2 separate regions of the Mus musculus genome follow, and region 2 is linked to region 1. Evidence: chromatin loops called from intact Hi-C (ENCODE). Cell type or tissue: heart. All regions are shown on one strand. Links, peaks and the distances in the headings refer to the core of each region. The heading gives the core; the rest is flanking DNA.

Evidence for each region. Hi-C counts contacts between places; a loop is a spot of excess contacts. Peaks named below come from ENCODE experiments on the same cell type or tissue, not always from the same donor. Only the 100,000 strongest peaks of a DNase experiment are listed, where the experiment ranks them.
Region 2: it touches region 1 in a loop (7-fold over the local background); 4 of 42 quality-filtered maps call a loop at or near these places.

The regions. Positions count from the first base shown.
Region 1 is chr10:12,255,188-12,267,142 of GRCm38, forward strand. No RefSeq gene overlaps it. Among named protein-coding and RNA genes, the nearest start is that of Gm23680, 100 kb to the right of the region's middle. In heart, for the core only: a CTCF peak has its summit at 5,297 (motif pointing right); no DNase peak of the experiment used is centred there.
Region 2 is chr10:12,607,058-12,619,012 of GRCm38, forward strand. The region is part of intron 50 of Utrn (utrophin); the gene reads right to left. Among named protein-coding and RNA genes, the nearest start is that of Gm25139, 240 kb to the left of the region's middle. In heart, for the core only: CTCF peaks have their summits at 5,596 (motif pointing left) and 8,912 (motif pointing left); no DNase peak of the experiment used is centred there; H3K4me3 peaks cover 974 bases; H3K27ac peaks cover 477 bases.

The DNA of each region.
Region 1 (11,955 bases), core at 1,622-9,621:
CCATTCCAGGGCTGAAGGTGAAGTAGGGACTGTGGAGGTCCATCACTGCACAGGGAGTAAGGGCTCAGCAGACCATGCAACCACTAGGAAACGTTCTCCTAGTAGTGAGAGAGGATAATGGAAAGACAAACTCTCCATCCAGCCACAACTATCTTGAAAAGGATGGCCTTATGTTGTTCATAACTGATGATTTGGGTTCAATATTTTCTGTATTTTTGTTGGTGTTATGAACCCTATCAACCTAAAGATAGCAAGCTATTGCAACAATAATTTATACTACCCACATTATAATTAGCTTCCTCTATTTCTCTCAGTAAGTTTATAGATAAACTGTGTTCTACAAAGGTAAATAAATAAGTGGATTCAGGAGGATGTACTGAATTACTGGTCTTCACTCTTGGTGTCTGAGTTCCTGGACTCTGAGGACGCTTTTATTATTCGCTTTACTCTGTTGTTGCTGTCAGTGATCGTCACCTCTGCTCATGCTCCTATAACAAACTGCCATATGCTGGATGACTTAAAAACAGAGATGTTCTTCCCATGGCTCTGTAGGTGGGAAAGTTCAGGATCAAAGCAGCACAATTGTCCAGTGAGACATTGATTCTCAGAGGGTTCCATGACTTCTTCCATGCTCACATGGTGTAGAGCAGAGATCTCGGGTCTCTTTTATAAGGGTAATAATTTTACTATAAAGTCCAATCTTCAAGATAAAATCCAATGTTACTTAGCTATCTCCAAAGCTGGGGTGGAGGTAAGGGGATGGGGGAGTTGGCACTAGGATGTCATCACATCAGAAAGGACACAAACATTCACTCCACAACAGTGATAATGCTGCCTGGGCTTTTGGACTTTATGTTGCTGATGTTGTGAAACAGGGCATCATCATGTAGCCCAGGTTATCCTTAAACTTACTGCATAATAGAAGCTAGCCTCATACACATGGCAAGCCTTTAGAGCAGCCTTCTGATTGCTAGAATTACAGGCATGCCCCACCATACCTGACTTGACCCAGTTTTTAAATGGTAGTAGAATCAATTGAAAGAGTGTGAGGTGTATGTATTATATGTAAATAGTGAAGAGAACTAAGACTCATTCTCCCCATGTTCTTGGTTTTTACTATCATCTAACCAGTAAATATATAGCCTTGTTCATGGTCCCAAGAAACGGGAAGCCAAGGCAAAATATACACTGACTACTCCGGATCTAAAGGTTGGTGATTTCTACAAAACCAGCTGTGTCCCCTTTCTACCTGCGGTTCTGTGTCTTGTGTCTCTCAGCTTATGTGCTTCCCTGTCTGAAAAGTGATGGGAAAGGATATATTTCCTAAGGTGGTTGTAAAGCTTAGGTGAAATTATGCAAGTCAAATGCTTAGCATATGATAAATATGCAATAAATCCATAACAGTTAGCTGTTTTTAGTGATTATAATTCCAGTCCCAGATGGAGATGATTTCAACTTTTCACTCTCTCTGCATAAGCACAACTCTGAAGAATTATTTCTGGCCTAAAACTGTGTCTTTTCCATGCTCACCTTCAGTCAATTTGCTTCTAAATACATGGAAAAGAAGAAAAACATCTTTCTCTAAGGGATGGCCTACACATCCCCAAAGCTCTAAAATTGCCTTAGGGTCTTAGAGTCTTTACATATAAGATGCAACATCCTAAAGTCACTGCCTTTCTTCCTAGTTTCCTTCTGCTTCCCTTTCAAGAACATATACTACAAGTATGGTATGGTAACCAAAGATGACCTGGTATTTAATAGTCCACACTATTGCCACTCACTGTCAAATTCCCCCCGTGTGGACCTACATTTGTTTAAAATGGCTTCAGCAGCTCACACCAAAGGAGCCTAGGACACAGACCAGAACCCACTCTACAGTACAGTCTCCTCCTCAAACTACAACACATCTGATCCCTCACTCTGCAGCCGCCATTTTGGACAGGCTGATTCCTGTGGCCATTTCAGCTCTAATTTCTCCTCATTAGGATGTGTCACTATTTACAAGATGTGGCCACGGGGTGCCACGCATACTCCGGTGAAGTCTGCTTGGTAGGCCGAGAGGCCTGGAAGCGCTCTCGAGGCAAAGAGTTTCAGGGAAGCTCATCTCCTGGAGTTTTGGTGTTCTCATTAACCCATATACTCATACTCTATTCCCAAGTTAGTCTGGTGTATGGATCCACATGCTCTCTTTTAGTATTATCTTATTATAAGTGCCTTTTAAAATTGAATTCTGACATAGCTAAGCCTTCATCAGTGTTCAACGTCCTAGAAAGTCCATAAGCTGACCATGGGCTTGGAATTCAGTAAGAATGTTGCCTATTCAGTGACATTCAGAATTGCCTTTGGTATTACACTATCACTTAGAATAAAAGCCAAGTTGCTACCATATACAGGAATTTACAATGGTTTGGAAAGTAGATCGGGCTGTGGTTTTAGAGTATTGAATTATTCATGAGATGGTTAGCAAGAATGGAACTCCCTAAGTAGAACCATGACTTGGGTGTGAAAGTCCTTGCCCTAGGAGTGTAAAGACCTCACACCTGGCTTCTAAGACTATAGCTGACCTTAGATAGGGCTGACTTTGTCTCAGTTATTTTATTGCCTAGTTCCTGCCAGTCTTTGTGTTTACATTCCTCTGTTTTGTGTAAGAGTCATTAAGCATCCGGTAACCTCATTTGTACCTTGCCGATGTGTCACCTAACTTCCCTACTTTCTTCTGTATAAAAAATTTGATGCTCAATTTGACAAATTACATTCAGATTCTACACAACCTCTCGTGTTGCGTCTGTCTGTTATTCATTTCCTCCAACTCCTTGCACACCTGTGACCAGAGACCCATTCCATGCAGACAAAGGCGCCCAGAGGTTCTGCGGCAATGGGGGAGCTGAAGTCCACTTACACTGGATAACAAGACCTAACTGATTTTTGGCTTTTCAGGAACTTTGTGAAATAAAAGCATTTTGTAAAATTAAGTCATGTAAACTTACCATGAGATGAGTTACTAAATACAGGAATGACAAATGACTCAAAACTTTTCACAGCCTTCTTCTCTTACTGCATTTTTCCTGTTACTTGTACCTGTGGGGTTTCTTGTGACTCTTGTACCACTGCAATAGTGATAACACATGATGGTTTGCTCTTTTACACTCTTTCACTGCTTGGCAATTGGTGGCATGTCAATAGCTTTAAATTGATTCTGGTAGCTGTCAAGAGATTGACTTATTCATTTCTTTGGGTAATCTAAACATAAGAAAGTGATGTATGGGATAGTAATAATATAGACTCAATTTAAGTGTGTCTGTTGCCAATAAAATATGAATAGCACTCAAAATTGAGAGTCATTCTCTTAGTAGTTGGTGCTAGGGGCTGCTAAACTCATTAGAGCATAGTGGGCATCAAGTACACACATCCATTGCTTCATTTCATTTCATTCTTATTCATTAATGTAAATGTAAATATTAAGAACTTATCATATAGAGCCAATATTGATTCACCAATTTTACACATAGGCTGTCTATATAAGAACAAAGACATCAAAAAAATCAGTCATAGAGGTCTGTGAAAATCAATTGGTAATACAGAACTATTTTTTTTATTTTTTTAATTAGGTATTTTTCTCATTTACATTTCCAATGCTATCCCAATAGTCCCCCACACCCCCCCCCCACTCCCCTACCCACTCACTCCCACTTCTTGGCCTCGGTGTTCCCCTGTACTGAGGAATATAAAGTTTGCAAGACCAATGGGCCTCTTTTCTACTCATGGCTGGCTAGGCCATCTTCTGATACATATACAGCTAAGACATGAGCTCCAGGGGGTACTAGTTAGTTCGTATTGTTGTTCCACCTATAGGGTTGCAGATCCCTTTAGCTCCTTGGATACTTTCTCTAGCTCCTATATTGGGGGCCCTGTGATCCATCCAATAGCTGACTGTGAGCATCCACTTCTGTGTTTGCTAGGCCCCAGCATAGTCTCACAAGAGACAGCTATATCAGGGTCCTTTCAGCAAAATCTTGCTAGTGTATGCAATGGTGTCTGCCTTTGGTGGCTGATTATGGGATGGATCCCCGGATATGGTAGTCTCTAGATGGTCCATCATTTTGTCTCAGCTCCAAACTTTGTCTCTGTAACTCCTTCCATGGGTGTTTTGTTCCCAATTCTAAGAAGGGGCAAAGTGTCCACACTGGGGTCTTCATTCTTCTTGAGTTTCATGTGCTTTGTATCTTGTATCTTGGGTATTCTAAGATTCTGGGTTAATATCCACTTATCAGTGAGTACATTTCATGTGAGTTCTTTTATGATTGGGTTACCTCACTCAGGATGATACCCTCCAGGTCCATCCATTTGCCTAGGAATTTCATAAATTCATTGTTTTTAATAGCTGAGTTGTACTCCATTGTGTAAATGTACCACATTTTCTGTATCCATTCCTCTGTTGAGGGGCATCTGGGTTCTTTCCAGCTTCTGGCTATTATAAATAAGGCTGCTATGAACATAGTGGAGCATGTGTCTTTCTTACCGGTTGGAACATCTTCTAGATATATGCCCAGGAGAGGTATTGTGGGATTCTCTGGTAGTACTATGTCCAATTTTCTGAGGAACGGCCAGATTGATTTCCAGAGTGGTTGTACAAGCTTGCAATCCCACCAGCAATGGAGGAGTGTTTCTCTTTTCCACATCCTCGTCAGCATCTGCTGTCACCTGAATTTGTCATCTTAGCCATTCTGACTGGTGTGAGGTGGAAACTCAGGGCTGTTTTTATTTGCATTTCCCTGATGATTAAGGATGCTGAACATTTGATCAGGTGCTTCTCAGCCATTCCGTATTCCTTACGTGAGAACTCTTTGTTTATCTCTGAGCCCCATTTTTTAATGTGGTTATCTGATTTTCTGGAGTCCACCTTATTCAGTTCTTTATATATATTGGATACTAGGCCCCTATCTGATTTAGGATAGGTAAAGATCCTTTTCCAGTCTGTTGGTGGCCTTTTTATCTTATTGACGGTGTCCTTTGCCTTACAGAAGCTTTGCAATTTTATGAGGTCCCATTTGTCAATTCTCAATCTTACAGCACAAGCCATTGCTGTTCTATGCAGGAATTTTTCCCTTGTGCCTATATCTTTGAGAATTTTCCCCACTTTCTCCTCTACAAGTTTCAGTGTCTCTGGTTTTATTTGGAGTTCCTTGATCCACTTAGATTTGACCTTAGTCCAAGGAGATAGGAATGGATCAATTCACATTTTTCTACATGTTAACCGCTAGTTGTGCCAGCACCATTTGTTGAAAAAGCTGTCTTTTTTCCACTAGATGGTGTTAGCTCCCTTGTCAAAGATCAGGTGGCCATAGGTGTGTGGGTTCTTTCTGGGTCTTCAATTCTATACCATTGGTCTACTTGTCTGTTGCTATACCAGTACCATGGAGTTTTTATCACAATTGTTCTGTAGTACAGCTTTAGGTCAGGCATGGTGATTCCACCAGAGCTTCTTTTATCCTTGAGAAGAGTTTTGGCTATTCTAGGTTTTTTGTTATTCCAGATGAATTTGCAGATTACTCTTTCTAACTCGTTGAAGAATTGAGTTGGAATTTTGATGGGGATCGCATTGAATCTGTAGATTACTTTTGGCAAGATAGCCATTTTTACTATATTTATCCATGGTTTCCGTCCTTGTATTGGTTTTTTTCTGTTATTATCCTTTGAAGGGCTGGATTTGTGGAAAGATAATGTGTGAATTTGGTTTTGTCATAAAATACTTTGGTTTCTCCATCTATGTTAACTGAAAATTTGGCTGGATATAGTAGCCTCGGCTGGCATTTGTGTTCTCTTAGTGTCTGTATAACATCTATACAGGATCTTCTGGCTTTCATAGTCTCTGTTGAAAAGTCTGGTGTAATTCTGATATGTTACTTGACCTTTTTGCTTTACTGCTTTTAATATTCTATCTTTATTTAGTGCATATGATGTTCTAATTATTATGTGTCAGGAGGAATTTCTTTTCTAGTCCAGTCTCTTTGGAGTTCTGTAGGCTTCTTGTATGTTCATGGGCACCTCTTTCTTTAAGTTTGGGAAGTTTTCTTCTATTATTTTGCTGAAGATATTTGCTGGCCCTTTACGTTGAAAATCTTCATTCTCATCTACTCCTACTGTCCGTAGGTTTGGTCTTCTCATTATGTCCTGGATTTTCTGGATGTTTTCAGTTAGGATCTTTTTGCATTTTGCATTTTCTTTGATTGTTGTGTCCATGTTCTCTATGGAATCTTCTTCACCTGAGATTCTCTCTTCCATCTCTTGTATTCTGTTGCTGATGCTTGCATCTATGGTTCCAGATTTCTTTCCTAGGGTTTCTATCTCCAGCGTTGCCTCACTTTGGGTTTCTTTATTGTGTCTACTTCCCTTTTTAGGTCTAGTATGGTTTTGTTCATTTCCATCACCTGTTTGGATGTGTTTTCCTGTTTTTCTTTAAGGACTTCTACCTGTTTGGTTGTGTTTTTGTATTTTTCTTTAAGGACTTGTAACTCTTTAGCAGTGTTCTCCTGTATTTCTTTAAGTGAGTTATTAAAGTCCTTCTAGATGTCCTCTACCATCATCATGAGATATGGTTTTAAATCCGGGTCTAGCTTTTCAGGTGTGTTGGGGTGCCCAGGACTGGGTGAGGTGGGAGTGCTGCGTTCTGATGATGGTGAGTGGTCTTGGCTTCTGTTAGTAAGATTCTTACATTTGCCTCTCGCCATCTGGTAATCTCTGGAGTCAGTTGTTATAGTTGTCTCTGGTTAGAACTTGATCCTCTCGTGATTCTGTTAGCCTCTATCAGCAAACCTGGGAGACTAGCTCTCTCCTGAGTTTCAGTGGTTAGAGCACTCTCTGCAGGCAAGCTCTCCTCTTGCAGGGAAGGTGCCCAGATATCTGGTGTTCGAACCTGCCTCCTGGCAGAAGTTGTGTTCCACTCACCAGAGGTCCTAAGATCCCATGGAGAATGCTCTGGGGACACCACGCCCAAGGTGACCCCGTGCTGGGGCTGACCAGAATTATTTTTTAAATAGAAAATGAATGGAATAAATATTTAAAATAATTTTTTCCTTACAATATATTCTGATTGTAGTTTTCCTTCCCTCAACTTCTCCCAGATATGTACCAGCTGTGATCCAAATCCACAACCTTGATATCTCAGCCAGTCATGGTAGTGCGCACCTTTAATCCCAGCACTTGGGAGGCAGAGGCAGGCAGATTTCTGAGTTCAAGGCCAGCCTGGTCTACATAGTGAGTTCCAGGACAGCCAGAGCTACAGGGAAATCCTATCAAAAAACAAAAAACAAAAACAAAAAACATTGATATCTCTTTCTCATTAGAAAACAAGCAGGCATCTAAAAATAAAATGAAATATTAAATAAAAACAAACAAACCAAAATAGGACAAACAAACAAACATGGGGAAAAGGAACCAAAAAAAAAAAAAAACCAAGAAACACATACAGGTGTAGACATGCACAATTTGCACACAGAAATCCCATAAAAACACAAGATCAGAGACCATAATATAGGAGCAAAAGATCTGTAAACTAAAATAAATGCCCAAGCAAACATTATAAATATGTGAATATCAAGGAGCAATACAGACTTTATTACAAAGAATATTACCTATTTTCTTGCTTCATGGGTTGTATAGTATGTATTGAGTACACCAGGATATAATGAATATATGGATGAATATGTGTGTAAAAGTTTTTTGAGAAGCCTATCATAAAACATATTTTTAGTACTGCACTAAGCAATACATCTCTATCCATTATAGAAAGACAAAATGGTCCCAGGGTCTTTTCTTTTGTAAGACATTAATCCTGTGGTGAGTTATAGTCTTGTGATCAAATCAAACCCAAAGTCCAGACAAACCTTACAGCATATGAATATATTTTCAAATAACAAGTTCAAAAGAGTTCCAGAAAAATACCACACACTGGATCATTTATTAAGAACACAAACCTGACAAATCCCTTCTGGTCGGCACCAGCACCAGGTCACCTTGGGTGCAGAGTCAGAGGACACCCCCAAGGTCCCTAGAGGACTCTCCATGCTTCTTAGGACCTCTGGTGAGTGAAACACAACTTCTGTTCTAATCCAACCACTCTTGGGACCTGAGACAGCATTAGGGAAGCAGAAAACCAGCCTGACCAGGGTCACAAGTCCCTTCCAGTTGGTGCCAGTACCTGGTCACCTTGTGTGCGGAGCTGGCAGACATCCCCAAGGTCCCTAGAGGACTCTCCATGAGATCTTAGGACCAATGACCAGACAGCTCCACGCTCCTCAAAGGAGACACCACTTCCAGGCACTCCCAGGATCATTGACAACAGGATCACAGGATGAAAGGAGCTTGGTCACACCAGTATTTCAGTGTCTCAGAGGAACTTGACTGCCAAGAACTCTGACACACTCAGAATTTCAGGTTCACAGGAGCCCACAGCAAAGGATCACAGAGAAAGCTGGACTCTGAGGAGTCCTGAATCAACTGGGATTATAGTAAGGAGAGGCTCCAATCAGATATTTTGAGGACAGCAAATACTTGAGATAATCAGATGGCAGGAGGCAAGCTTAAGAACAGAAGCAACAGAAACCAAGGTTATTTGGCATCATCAGAACCAAACTCTCCCACCATAACAAGTCCTGAATACACTATCACACCAGAAAAGCAAGACATGGATCTAAAGTAACTTCTTAAGATGATGATGGAGGATCCTAAGAAGGAAATACAGGAAAACACAGGCAAATAGCTAGAAGTCTTTAAAAAGGAAACACAAAAATGTCTTAGAGAGTTACAGGAAAACATTTCCAAACAGGAGATAGAATTGAACAAAACCAGGCAGGATATAAAAACGGAACTAGAAACAATAAAGAAATCCCAAAGGGAGACAAATCTGGAGATAGAAACCCTAGGAAAGAAATCAGGAACCACAGATACAAGCATCAGAAACAGAATAGAAGAGATGGAAGAGAGAATCTCAGGTGAAGAAGATTCCATAGAGAACAAGGACACAACAATCAAAGAAAATGCAAAATGCAAAAAGATCCTAACTCAAAACATCCAGAAAATCCAGGACACAATGAGAAGACCAAACCTAAGGATAATAGGAGTTGATGAGAATTAAGATTTTCAGCTTAAAGGGCCAGCAAATATCTTCAAAAAATTATAAAAGAAAACGTTCCAAACCTAAAAAAAGAGATGCCCATGAACATACAAGAAGTCTACAGAACTCCAAATAGACTGGATGAGAAAAGAAATGCCTCCTGACACATAATAATCAGAAAAACAAATACACTAAATAAAGACAAAATATTAAAAGCAGCAAGGGAAAAATGTCAAGTAACATAAAAGGCAGGCCTATTAGAATTACTCCAGACTTCTCACCAGACTATGAAAGCAAGAAGATCCTGGACAGATGTTATACAGACCCTAAGAGAACACAAATCCCAGCCCAGTCTACTATACCCAACTAAACTCTCAATTACCATAGAAGGAGAAACCAAAGTATTCCATGACAAAGCTAAATTCACACAATATCTTTCCATGAATCCAGCCCTTCAAAAGATAATAACAACAACAAAAAAAAAATACAAAGACAGAAACTACGCCCTAGAAAAAGCAAGAAAGTAATCCTTCAACAACCCTAAAAGAAGAGAGCCACAAGAACAGAATGCCAACTGAAACAATAAAAATATTAGGAAGCAACAATTACTTTTCCTTAATATCTCTTAATATCAATGGACTCAATTCCACAATAAGAAGACATAGACTAACAGATTGGCTACACAAACAGGACCCAAAATTTTCCTGTTTACAGGAAACCCATCTCAGGGAAAAAGTCAGACACTACCTCAGAGTGAAAGGCTGGAAAACAATTTTCCAAGCAAATGGTCTGAAGAAACAAGCTGGAGTAGCCATTCTAATATCAAATAAAATCGACTTCCAACTCAAAGTTATCAAAAAAGACAAAGAGGGGCCCTTCATACTCATCAAAGGTAAAACCTTCCAAGAGGAACGCTCAATTCTGAATATCTATGCAAGGGCAGCCACATTCATTAAAGAGACTTTAGTAAAGCTCAAAGCACACATTGCACCTCACACAATAATAGTAGGTGACTTCAACACCACACTTTCATCAATGGACAGATCGTGGAAACAAAAACTAAACAGGGACACAGTGAAACTAACAGAAGTGATGAAATAAATGGACTTAACAGATATCTACAGAACATTTTATCCTAAAACAAAAGGATATACCTTCTTCTCAGCACCTCATTCTACCTCCTCCAAAATTGACCATATAATTGGTCACAAACAGGCCTTAACAGATACAAAAATATTGAAATCCTCCCATGAATCCTATCAGATCACCATGGACTAAGGCTGATCTTCAATAACAACGTAAATAATAGAAACCCAACATTCATGTGGAAACTGAACAACACTCTTCTCAATGATACCTTGGTAAAGAAAGGATAAAGAAAGAAATTGAAGAATTTTTAGGGTTTAATGAAAATGAAGCCACAACATACCCAAACTTATGGGACATAATGAAAGCATTTCTAAGATTAAAACTCATAGCTCTGAGTGACTCCAAAAAGAAACTAGAGAGAGCACACACTAGCAGCTTGACAACACACCTAAAAGCTCTAAAACTAAAGGAAGCAAATTCACCCAAGAGGAGTAGATGGCAGGAAATAATCAAACGCATGGGGGAAATCAACCAAGTGGAAACAAGAAGAACTATTCAAAGAATTAACCAAACGAGGAGCTGGTTCTTTGAGAAAATCAACAGAATAGATAAACCCTTAGCCAGACTAGCTAGAAGGCACAGGGACAGCATCCTAATTAACAAAATCAGAAATGAAAAGGGAGACATAACAACAGATCCTGAAGAAATCCAAAACACCATCAGATCCTTCTACAAAAGGCTATACTCAACAAAACTGTAAAACTTGGATGAAATGGACAAATTTCTAGACAGTTACCAGGTAACAAAGTTAAATCAGGATCATCATAATGATATAAACAGTCCCATATTCCCTAAAGAAATAGAACAGTCATTAATAGTCTCCCAACCAAAAATAGCCCAGGACCAGATGGGTTTAGTGCAGAGTTCTATCAGACTTTCAAAGATCTAATTCCAATTCTTCTCAAACTATTCCACAAAATAGAAACAGAATGTACTCTACCCAATTCATTCTATGAAGCCACTATTACTCTGATACCTAAACCACAGAAAGACCCAACAAAGATAGAGAACTTCGCCCTTCCGCTCGACTCGAGACTCGAGCCCCAGGCTACCTTGCCAGCAGAGTCTTGCCCAACACCCGCAAGGGTCCACACGGGACTCCCCACGGGACCCTAAGACCTCTGGTGAGTGGATCACAGTGCCTGCCCCAATCCAATCGCGCGGAACTTGAGACTGCGGTACATAGGGAAGCAGGCTACCCGGGCCTGATCTGGGGCACAAGTCCCTTCCACTCGACTCGAGACTCGAGCCCCGGGCTACCTTGCCAGCAGAGTCTTGCCCAACACCCGCAAGGGTCCACACGGGACTCCCCACGGGACCCTAAGACCTCTGGTGAGTGGACCACAGTGCCTGCCCCAATCCAATCGCGCGGAACTCGAGACTGCGGTACATAGGGAAGCAGGCTACCCGGGCCTGATCTGGGGCACAAGTCCCTTCCGCTCGACTCGAGACTCGAGCCCCGGGCTACCTTGCCAGCAGAGTCTTGCCCAACACCCGCAAGGGCCCACACGGGTCTCCCCACGGGACCCTAAGACCTCTGGTGAGTGGAACACAGCGCCTACCCCAATCCAATCGCGTGGAACTTGAGACTGCGGTACATAGGGAAGCAGGCTACCCGGGCTTGATCTGGGGCACAAACCCCTTCCACTCCACTCGAGCCCCGGCTACCTTGCCAGCTGAGTCGCCTGACACCC
Region 2 (11,955 bases), core at 2,437-10,436, 350 kb after region 1:
AAAAAAAGCCTATAGAAACTGGAAACAAAAACGTTCATATAGCCAAAATAGTTTCAAAAATAATGTAGCTCATTGTTTTTCTTTTTTTTTTTTTCTTTTTTTTTTTTTTTTGGTTTTTCGAGACAGGGTTTCTCTGTGTAGCCCTGGCTGTCCTGGAACTCACTTTGTAGACCAGGCTGGCCTCAAACTCAGAAATCCACCTGCCTCTGCCTCCCGAGTACTGGGATTAAAGGCGTGCGCCACCACAGCCCAGTTGCTCATTGTTTTTTCAACTTCAAGATGAGAACAAGTACCTAGGCATGCCCAAGACTACGGGTGATGAAACATCTACACAGGGGATTTCCTTCCTAGTACAGTGAAAATACAACGAATGATAACTAAAAGAAAGTATAGCAATGACTTAAGCTACTTTCTCTTTCTTTACCCCTCAACCGCATGGTTCTTTGTAGCTCAGGATAACCACTGTGACCACCTGAAATGAAATGCAGAGAGACACTGAATCTGGAATCAGAAAACCTGTCAACAGTGCCAGTTAAATCATGTACTGGCCAAGCATCGCCTACTCTGTGCCTTCACTGTGGAGTTAAAAGAGCTTGTTTCTCCAGATGTTACATAGAACTGGTGACAATTTTCTTTCCCAGACAGATGATAGGTAGGAAGATAGATAGATAGATAGATAGATAGATAGATAGATAGATAGATAGATGAAAGATATGTAGATAGATGATATATAAATTAGATAGATAGATAAATAGAAGATATATAAATGGATAGATGATAGATAAAACATATAAAAATATATATTAACACTATCTTAAAAACACATAGAACGTTTACAATCCTATTCATTAGGCGTCTCTGTCCGTGTTTCATTAGACGCTTTCCCATGGAGTCTAGGGTTGTTGCTTTCCTGTTAATTTTTATTGTGCTGTGGTTTTCTATGTCAACAGTTTTTGTTTTCCTAGTCCTTTTACAGTAGGAAAAAATACAGACACCATAAATATGGCCTGAGAAGGTGGCTCACTGGATAAAGTGCTTGACTTGAGCTTGATTCTCAGAAACCACAGAAAAATGTTTGTTGGGTATGGTGGTGTGTGTGCACTGTCTTTGTAATCCCAGAGCTAGGGAAGTCTAAACAGGGAGAATCCACCCCAGTCTGGACAGCTTGGTGAGGTCAGGCCAATAAAAGATCCTGTCTCAAAAGAGATGGTCACTTTTGTGAATGTGGTGTTGAACAGGTATGGAGCCCATACACAAATGTATATAAGTGCTTGGCCCATAGGAAGTGACAGTATTAGGAGCTGTGGCCTCCTTGGAGGAGGTGTGGCCTTGTTGGAGAAAGTGTGTCACTGTGAGGGCAGGCTTTGAGGTAGCATAAGGTCAAATGTGGCTGGTGTGACACAGTCTCCAACTGCTGTTTGAGGATCCAGATATAGAACCCTCAGCTCCATGTCTGCCTGCACTCTGCCATGCTTCCCACCATGATGGTAAGGGACTGAACCTCTATACTGTAAGCCAGCGCAATTAAATGTTTTGTCTTGTTTTGTTTTTTTAATAAGAGTTGTCAAGGTCATGGTGTCTATACACAGAAACTGTCTACCAATTCTATAATAAACATGCACAAATATGTATTAGGAGGAGGAGGAAGAGAAGGAGGAAGAAGAGGGAGAAGAGAAGGAGGAAGAGCAGGGAGAAGGAGGCACCCACCCTGAAAACCAACACCTTCCAGCAACTGCAGGGAATTGCCCTTAGGGCCTTACATATGTTAGGCAAATGTTCACCTGGCACAATACACAAAGCTTTGATACTTTAACATTTCAATACAAGACAGAGAGTCACTAAGTTATACAACCTGACCTTCAGTTCACTCTACAAACCACCCAGGCCTGGAACAATCTTCCAGCCTCAGCTTCCCAGTTAGCTGAGAGTACAGAACCTGTACCACCAGGCCTGACCCAACTACTTCACTTTCCATTCTAGAGGGATTCCGTTCCGGCTTTATCAGGCCATGCTGTCACAGCGGCCAATTATTTATTAAGCATTAAAAAGCACTGTCCGCTTCTGTGACTGAGCTTTGTTACAAATCAGTCTTTCAGAACTTCACAGACCTGAACAAACTAGAAAAAGAAAAATGAAAAGCAATCCTCTCCCACACTCCACATCCTTTCCAACTTCAATTACTTGGACTCATTTACCTTGCCTGAGATGAACAAACTTCGAGCAAGTGAGAAAACGACAATGGTGTGACATTGTCTATATTCTCCTATCCCTGCTAATTGCTTAATTTCCAGAGCTAAATATAAACAACTAACTTCCCTTTGAAAGGCCAGCAGGGCTCTGCCGAGAACCAAGAGAAAGCGGTTCGTGCCTATAGCTTTCAGATCCATACATACAGGCTGGAAATTTCCATTTGATACTTAATAAACTGCACCCCAGAGGAAACACAAGTCATCAAGCTTTTAGTCACGATGACAAAATAGCATTTTCTGAATCTAGAGTGCTATGCCAGCTCTCTTCTCAGAAAGAACTTTCTGTTTACTCCCTACTGTATCCGCGTCAGTCACGCAGAGTTCCAACTAACGTTTTTTGTTCTTAAAGAACCACTTAACTTTGTGACCGGCATTTGGGGGTGGGGGTGTTTTTCGAGACAGGATTTCTCTGTATTTTCCTGGCTGTCCTGGAACTCACTCTGTAGACCAGGCTGGCCTCGAACTCAGAAATCCGCCTGCCTCTGCCTCCCAAGTGCTGGGATTAAAGGCGTCCGCCACCACCACGCCCGGCTATTTTTTAATCATGTAAAAAGCACTGCATTAAATCATAAGTGAAGTCATTGGTAACATGGGTTTTCTGATTAACGATATGTTACTACTTAAGTAATAAAAGATAATTTTGACATTCGCGTTGATATGAGGAATTATGGTAAAAAGGGAGGTCACAGATCAGCTAAGCTGCTGCCCCTTTGGGAAGCCACAAAACAAAACTCCTGTGACAGTCACAGGCAGGGAGGAAGGTCTCCTGTTTTGAGTCAGTAATCTGGACCTCAGCAGGAACTGCAGAAGACAGAGCATTAAGAAAGTACTCGTTCTGGGAGTTCACACATCTCTGATGAGACACCACAAACAGCACCAAGGAAAGGGGAGAATAAATGTGAATCCCTCCGCATCCGCCATTTTGCTCCACGGCATCTCCACCTCCATACACCTTCTGAACTACCCAACCCACTGGCTTCTCATGAAAGCAAGAACTGACTCATGATCAAGGGGACCTCAGGCTAGGACGTCCATTTACTGTGGCTCAAGAAATATGTGTACGGTTTGGTTACTGAGAGAAACCAAGGGAGCCTGACAGATGGTCTTAAAATACCTCTGTCTTAACATTCAGACTGTGGCCAAGTCAAGCTTGTTTCATGCTCTGAAACACTTCAGGGTTTAGTTATCCAAGGAGAGCAACACACCCCACCTGAAAGTAAAACCTGTAAGGCTTATTTTAAAATGCACCACTCACGTGTTCTATTTTTTTCCCCCAAAACACATATGTTCAACCTTTTTTGTTTTGTTTTGGTTTATTTTTTTGTTTTTTCGAGACAGGGTTTCTTCATGTAGTCCTGGCTGTCCTGGAACTCACTCTGTAGACCAAGCTGGCCTCGAACTCAGAAATCAGCCTGTCTCTGCCTTCCAAGTGCTAGGATTAAAGGCATGTGCCACCACTGTCCAGCACATATGCTTGACCTTATATGAACCTCATATTAACATACAGATGCCAGGCAGCATGTGAACTTAAAAGTCATGTCAAACACTGAGTGATTGGGATATGTTCAGTTATAGAGTTACCCTTTATAAAAGTACCCACACAGGGTCTATGTGGTTCTCACACACAAACATATATACAGACGTCAGGGAGGAGAAACTGATTTTGTTTAAACATCACTTGTCATCCCTGGCTTTCCAAGCCGTCATTGTCCCCTACTAATAAGCCAATGGTGGGAGAAAAATGCACAGAATGAAGGGGCGAATCAGTCTGGGCAGTAAGAAGACAATATTGACCACACGAACAAATCAACACTCTATGATTCTTGAACAGCTGTTTCCTTCTTCATGGCACCTGTGCACAACCTTGAATTAATAATATACACCAGGATGCTTAAAATATTTTAACTCATAGGACACATGACAAAATGTTTGGGCACAAAATTATTTCAGCGAAACTGTTTTACATACATATGCTGGCAGCACAAAAAAATCATAAAACTAAATCAAAATAATTAGCTAAATCAATAAAAATGCTGAAGTCATGAAGGACTCAATTTATAATACTAATTATTTTTCAATGTTCTATGACTCACCCACTAATCTACCTTGTAAGAATCTACTTTTTACCACGTCAATTATTAAATATGCCATTAAAAATGTCCCTGAGGGGGTGGGGGTGGGGGTGGGATTATAAAATTCCTCTCTAACTCAACATAACCTCAATCAGGTTTCAATTCAAAGACTGAAAACAGGCCAAGATAATCACAAAATGCAAACAAGTTAAAGTCAGTAGCAATCTTAAAAGTCACTTACATCCAGCTTTGTGTCCACTGTGCTCTAATAGAGGAAAAATTATCCTCTAGAGTCATTAATATTTTAAAGAAGCTAAGTGATCTAAGCCAAATCAGGAGAAATTAGCATCTAGCGTGGGGTGGCTCGAGGTCATCAGGGCAATTTCAATGCTGCTGCTTCTCAAGTCAGCAGCCAATGTGTTTCTGTTTCCTGCCCAAATTTTAGGGATTGTATAACCAGAAAGAAACACCTTTAAAAGCAAAAAATACAACACCATGTACAGTTGGAGGGGGGTTACTCAGAGCCACAGTTTCCCCAAGTTCTGCCCATCCCTGTCCCTTTCCCTATGAGAAATAGGCAGGGGGAAATACATACAAATAAATAAAACTCAAAATAAGAATACTGTGCACAATTTTCCAGTCGTTTTTCACTTACTTATAAATGACTGATACCCATACAACAGACAAAAGAAAGATGTGAAAGATGAAGAGGGTACAAATATTCAGACACCAGTTTTCAAAATGCCAAGATGAACGCAAAATAGACTCTTCTCTTCTCTCTCTCTCTCTCTCTCTCTCTCTCTCTCTCTCTTTCTCTCTCTCTCTCTCTCGTCTTTAAATGTACTTGAAATATAGACTTTCTGTATTTTTTATGGCAAAACACTGAAGTATTTAACATTTCCTTTCTAAAAGACTAAATTTAGAGAATGTAAGGGATATAGGGGGAAATAGCTGTAACAACATTTGCAATTTAAATAAAGAGAATTCAGTGTCTCGCTAAGCAGATAAACAGTACAGCTGGTCAAACTTGCAGCACAGTGACAGCACTGGTAACAAGTAGGCTCAGTAGATATAGATACCATGCCATTAACAGAGAAGGACAACTGACATTTAAGTCTGTACCTATAATTTTATCCACAATGATATGCATTAGGATCCATTTCCCACATACAATAAGATAAATAAAAGATACCTGCTACCAGTTCATTTATTCATAGTCAACAACAGCATCACGCCACTTCCCTGTCTGGAGTCCCCAAACCTCATATATCACTGCCTGACACTGACACCTACTGGAAAGTACTGGAAGTGTGTGCCCCCCCCCTCCCTGTCTGAGCAGTAGCTAATTTCACATAGGGTAGAGAATATATAAAGGGTAAATTTCAATTGCAAATAAGACAACCTCAGGTTCCCAAAAAGTAATGCCCGTGCCGAAGATTTAAATTCTAAGGCATCTTTGAGAAATTACAAATCTCAATAAATCTTCCCAAAGAATACTCCTGTTGGAAGTGAACTTCCCCATGACTCCAGTAACATGATGTGTGCTTATTCAGGGTCTTATCATAAGACTACTTAGTAGCTTTCTCCAGCACCTTAACTTTGCTTTATGTGTGGAAGTCAACGCACCCAATGGCCTTACAGCTCAAAACCCCTCTGCTTTTGTGAAAGTGCTTATGGGAATAGATGAGAAAAATAATAACCCAGCTTTTTTTTAATGCTTCATACATTTATATCCTTAGCTTTAAAAAAGTAACATATATTAATGATTCATGTATCTATACCAATACTTAAAAAGTAAAATACTAATACTTATTTAGTGAATGCATTTTTCTTCTCCATTATCAAAATTGGCTTTTTGTGAAAATGTAAACATCTTACAAAAACACACGGATTCTTTAAGCAGATGAAATCTCAACATATCCAACAGTTAGTTCTGTACTTTTCCGACTGGATTAATAAGTTGGATCAAGCTTTAATTAACTTAACACAAATGAAAATATAGCATCTCTTTAAAGCACGTCTCACTATATCAATCGATTTCCTAAGATTATATTTTAAAAAGTAAGTTTCTGGACAGACATATATTAAATTAGACAAACTGTAAAGCACAACACTGTGATTAAAAAAAAAAATCAAATTAACAGAATCCAGCTTCCCAGCCTAGACCCATTGCTTTATAGGCAGAGCCTAGGTGCTTCAACACATCAAATTTAACATCTTCAGAAAAATAATGAGATAAGAGGCAGTTTTCCCAATTACTGATCAGTTGATCTTTTAAAGAACAGTAAGATTCCTTCTTTAGAAGCATACTAAGAATTGTACAGGGAGAAAATTGTAATAACATAAAATTTGATTTGCTGCTGCTATAATCTTCCTTTTGCATCATATCATCTTGTTTTTATAAAAATAAGGAGACAGTACGAACACTAAATAAGATAAGACCATGGGCAATAACAAATACTAACCCAAAACAACACAGGAGGACGTGGGACGGCTTGTGTTTAGAATAACTGACATTGCATTCAAAATGTATAACTGTCAAACAAGTTATATCCTAAAACACTACTTAACCCACCTGGCCACAGAAAATTGTGTTCTTCAACTTTAACTAGGACATGTGGACACACAAGAATATAAGAAATGTTTACAATGGGGCTAAGCTTGTTTTTAAAATGGGCATTACTTTTCTTAATTGGAAAATATCAGCTATAAAAAGAAGAGCACGGTAAGCAATCTGTTGAAAGAGCATTCTGAGCTCTCTGCTTGATTTTGCTGGAGCTTAACATTGTATTAATGTGTCATTAAATATTAAGATATTGTAAAGTACCCCAGAGGTAACAGGTCTTAATGAAAATAGTTTGTCATATTTTCTCCAAACAACCCATCTCAGAAGACTAGGTTATAGATGGTAAAATAAAATATGTACTAAAATAGTACTTGTCTCATAGGCTTAAATAAATTTTAATGGAGCGATTTCTTTTAACAGCTTTTGCAATCAGTTGCCTGGAAAGGGAGTTTTTCCTTTCCTTCAGAGGAGCCTGAAAGATGAGTATTTCCTAGCCAGGCAACAGTGGATTCTTCAGACACCCACTCCCTATTTCCAATCAGTTACCTTGCAGAGCTTCTGGTACCGCGGAGAGGAAACTGCCATCCTTTGTAAACGATGTAACAAAACCACAACTTTCTGCAGAGACGTTCTCACCACCGCCATCATTTTAAGTTTACCACACTTCTGAAGAGTCCTCAGAATTTGCATTATAAATGAAGAGCAGCGATCATTTCCTCCCGGTCACTGGACAATGATTTGCCAGTTCTCTGAGCATGCTCGTTTCCAGACATGCATTTGAAAGATAAAGGGGGGTTTAAGGTTCTAGAGAAAAGGAGGCTGGGAGTCCATCAACTTCTTGATTTGACAAAAACACTGAAGAACGCCACCCAGACAGCCCCCAGCAGATGCTCACAGCCAGGACCTGCTCAGCCTGGCGTGGCCAGAAATGAAGCAAGTTGCAGCGTGGCCAAGCACTGCTGGCTGCAGGGAAGGAGAGCGCTCCGGAGACGAGAGGATATTAAGTGAAGCACTAAAGCTAAAGATACAAAGGCGACTTCCCCTGGGGACAGAGAGTGAACCCCATCACGGCCACGGTGCATGCCTGGTAGCTGAGTTTACATGAGGAGACCGGGTGGCAGGGAACATGAGGCTTTACAGAGAGATGCGAGCACTCCCAGTGGAACGCGGCTCCCGCTGTGCTTGTGGAATGAGTAGAAACACTGAGGAGCACTAAGGGATTTGTCTGGAAGGACAGACTGAAGCCCACTCTGTGCTAATAAATCACCTTAAGCCAGTCTGGGCATTGCATCATCCAAAACAAAACTGAACATATTTACGGAGGGATGAAGGTTTACCTCGGCTCCAAAGGCAGAGCCAAAAGATAGGCTTCCAGGTCCCTGCACAGGAGCAAATCAGGCCAGAAATCAAATAGGACCCCTTAAGTAAACAGCCAAGTTAATAACAAGAAGCCTGCAAATGACTGTAGAGCATCACCCTCCATCTCCCTCTTAGACAGCATCTTCGTAATCTTTCTGTTTGTCCTGAAGCTGTTTTAATTTCACATATAGGAAATCCAAGAGAACAATTGTACATCATATGAAGGGTGTGTGTGTGTGTGTGTGTGTGTGTGTGTGTGTGTGTGTGTGTGTGTGTATTATGTGCATGTATACATACATGTCTGAGAGACGTTTTGCACTATGATAACCAATTTGGGCACAATATCTTAGAGGACCAGAGTATCCCAGGATGATTAAGTGGCTGGGCAAAAGGGCACAGCCTGAAACTAAGCCCATATGTTTCTCATTATCAAGGTCCGGCCTATCCTAATTGCCCAGGGAACACTGCTCATTCACCTCTCTGTGATGCTATGGTCAGGAAAATGACATTTTCAGGAACTTCTTTTTGCTTCCTCTGTCTCCTCAGTCCTTCACACTCGTGTGATTTAAGGTCTTAGATTGGGTCAAATAGAGCTGGTTCATCAAACTTCAGCCTGTGTATGTATAATTTGCCATCAGCTCCTTATTGAGAACCTATACTGCCTCCTCCTGGTGAGGCTGCCAAAGCCAGAGACATTCCATTAACATAATGGAAAGTGCTTGTTCTTAGTTAGATAGGAATACAGATTAGTTAGTGATAAAACAAGGTCAGGGTCTGAAGGGTTGAGAACGGGAACTGATCCTAAAGGGAAGTGGACTTCTGGGGGGTGCGTGTTTGTTCTATGTCGACCGCAGCTATGGCTGTACATCTTTGAGTGTACAAAAAACTGAATTATAGAATGTACATAGACAGGGCAGTATGTAAATAACAGATAGATGACTAGATATAAAAAATATGAACTTACAAGTTGAGCATCGTTCACATGAAAGGCTTGAGCCCAGGAGTGCTTGAAGCTTCAGGATTTGGTTGTTTTTGTTTGTTGTTTGTTTTTTGTTTTTTGGGGTTTTTTTTTGGTTTTGTTTTGGTTTTGGTTTTTTTTGGTTTTTTGGTTTTTTAGTTTTTGTTTTTTTCCCCATCATGGAATAAAATAGTTGCATAAATACACTGAGGTATTCCAGGGGTGGGACCCAAGCCTACAGATAAGTCAATTGTGTTTCACACAGACCTTAAGCACAACCCTGAGGATGGTTTTTATAGCATTATTAGTGATTCTATGCATGGAAGAAACTGTCACGGTATAGAACATGTAGGACATCATGTTAGCATTTAACAACTTACAGAGTTTAGAGTATCTTGGTTTCAGCTTTTTGGTTTTTTGGTTTTTGCTTTTTTTTTTTTTAAGTTGGGGATGCTTAACTTGTATAATTCCTGTTCCAGAGCCAGCAAGTGAAACGGGGGTTCACCCCACAAGTTGGGTGCAGTGGTAGAACTGAACGATCTTCTGTCTCCTACAATAGAAGTAGAACACGTAGCTAGCAGCAAGCACAGGGCAGGACAAGCGGAAGACTGTGAAAGACAAAGACTTTCGGATCAAATCCAGCACATTCTCACATCCACTCCGCAAAGGCCATAGGGACTCCGAAGCTTATCCGGAAAAGAACTAACACTTCTCAGTAGTTGATACTGCAATAAATAGAGCTTACAACTAAATGTAATTAAAATAATGAATGCCCTAGACTGTGGCAATGAAAATTAAGACAAATGCGTCAATTAATAAATTGAGTTTTTAAATCAACAACAGTTTCTTCTTAAAATAAAAGAGCCAAATTTGGCACCTTCTACGGGAGGCTACTCTTAACACTTTATTCTGCTTTAATCAAAATAGAAGAACGTGCCATCCCTTCAAGTCCAAACAAGTCTCTCCTGTTACCTTCTTCTCCTATGATACCAACTACATTGGATTACCACACACATCTCATGTTCACCTCCTCCCAAGGCCTTCAACTCCTGCAGGGCTGTACTTCTAGCTACTATCACATCTAGCACAAATGAACCTAGCAGGTACCCTTACTGTCTCTGTCACTGAGGACAAATCCATTCCTCACAGAGTCGTCAGCTAGATTCCTGTAACTTGGAGGCTATAATACCTCACTCTCTGGCCTAATCCCCTTTATGACATCTCCCACCAGCAGCAGATTAAATATACATTATACTGCCAGGTACACACCACCACCACCACCACCACCACCCTGCCATGTACAGTTCAGCTCTCAAGGAGCATCTCTCTCCAGCAAGTCATCAAAATCAAATTTTCTCTTACTGAAAGTCCTCTGCCTAGAAGAAAAACCAAAACATAAATACAAGAGTCCAAATGACCAAATGTCCATAAAAGAAATGGTCCAGAAAGGCTTCAACCACCATTGTGCTTCCAAGCCCTTCTTTATTAAAATATATTCAGAATCATCTTTAAACTGAACACGGTATAAACTGTATCTCCATGAAATACCTCTGTGGGGCTTTATATCTGGTTGGCACAAAATGCTAATCAAATACAAACAGTGAACATGTCATCTCAGGACAAATAGATACAGATGGACGGATAGATAGATAGATAGATAGATGATAGATGAATGGATGCATTGATGAATGAATAGATGGATGCATTGATGGATGATGGATGGATAGATAGATAGATGATAGATGGATGTATAGATAGATAGGTGATAGATGGATAGATAGATAATAGATGGATGCATAGATAGATAGATGACAGATGGATGAATAGATAGATAGATGACAGATGGATAAATAGATAGATAAATAGATAGATAATGGCTATCAGAATAGATCCATCCATCTCCTGATCATGCAACAAGAGTACAATGAAGTAAACACCACACCTTACACAGAAATCTCAGATGGCTGGCTCACCACCACCAGCAGCAGCTCAACACCAGTAAATTTATTTCATGATTTCAGGTCTTTTCTGATTTCCTCACATACCTTTCCATTTCTGAACACGTTTCCATTTGAAATCATGCACACAAACGAGAAATAAACTACAAACCCATGGGAAAATTTAAATTCCTTTATCTCAGAAATGCTCAGCCAGTGCCACTACATATCTAACAACCATCTATCTATACAGTGCCAGAAACAAAGTCATTGGATTAATTTTTTTGTTTTAGTCAAACAATGGGAGGGCTATAAACTAAGAGTATCCAATCTAGAAGAGCAGAAGGTGGAAGCCACAGAGATCACCATACTGTGAGGCATCCTGGACACATTCCACGTTTGTCTTCAGATAAACAGATATCTGACTCAGCTGTTAGCAAAGGCCTGCCTTCGTATGAGCCCAAACAGACTATGTTAGCAACATCAGATTATTTTTGAGAAGCAATTACCGTACACATTTTCTCTCCATCCATTAGCCAACAGCCTCCTTGGGCTGTCAATGTTTGCCATAAGACAAGTAATCCCCAGCTTAGTTATTTTTATTTAAAAGATTCCCACCATTTCTATTTAAATTTATTTTTCCCATAGCTTGAATATTCATTAAAAATGGAGAGGAGCTGGAGCTCTGGTAAGAATATATCCTAAGAGAAAATGTGTGAGAAAACACCACTAGACTCTCCAATGGGCCTGTGTGCTGCTCAGGCCAGATATTAGCAGGGTTCATGTGGAACCTTCCTTCCTTCCCACAAGTTAC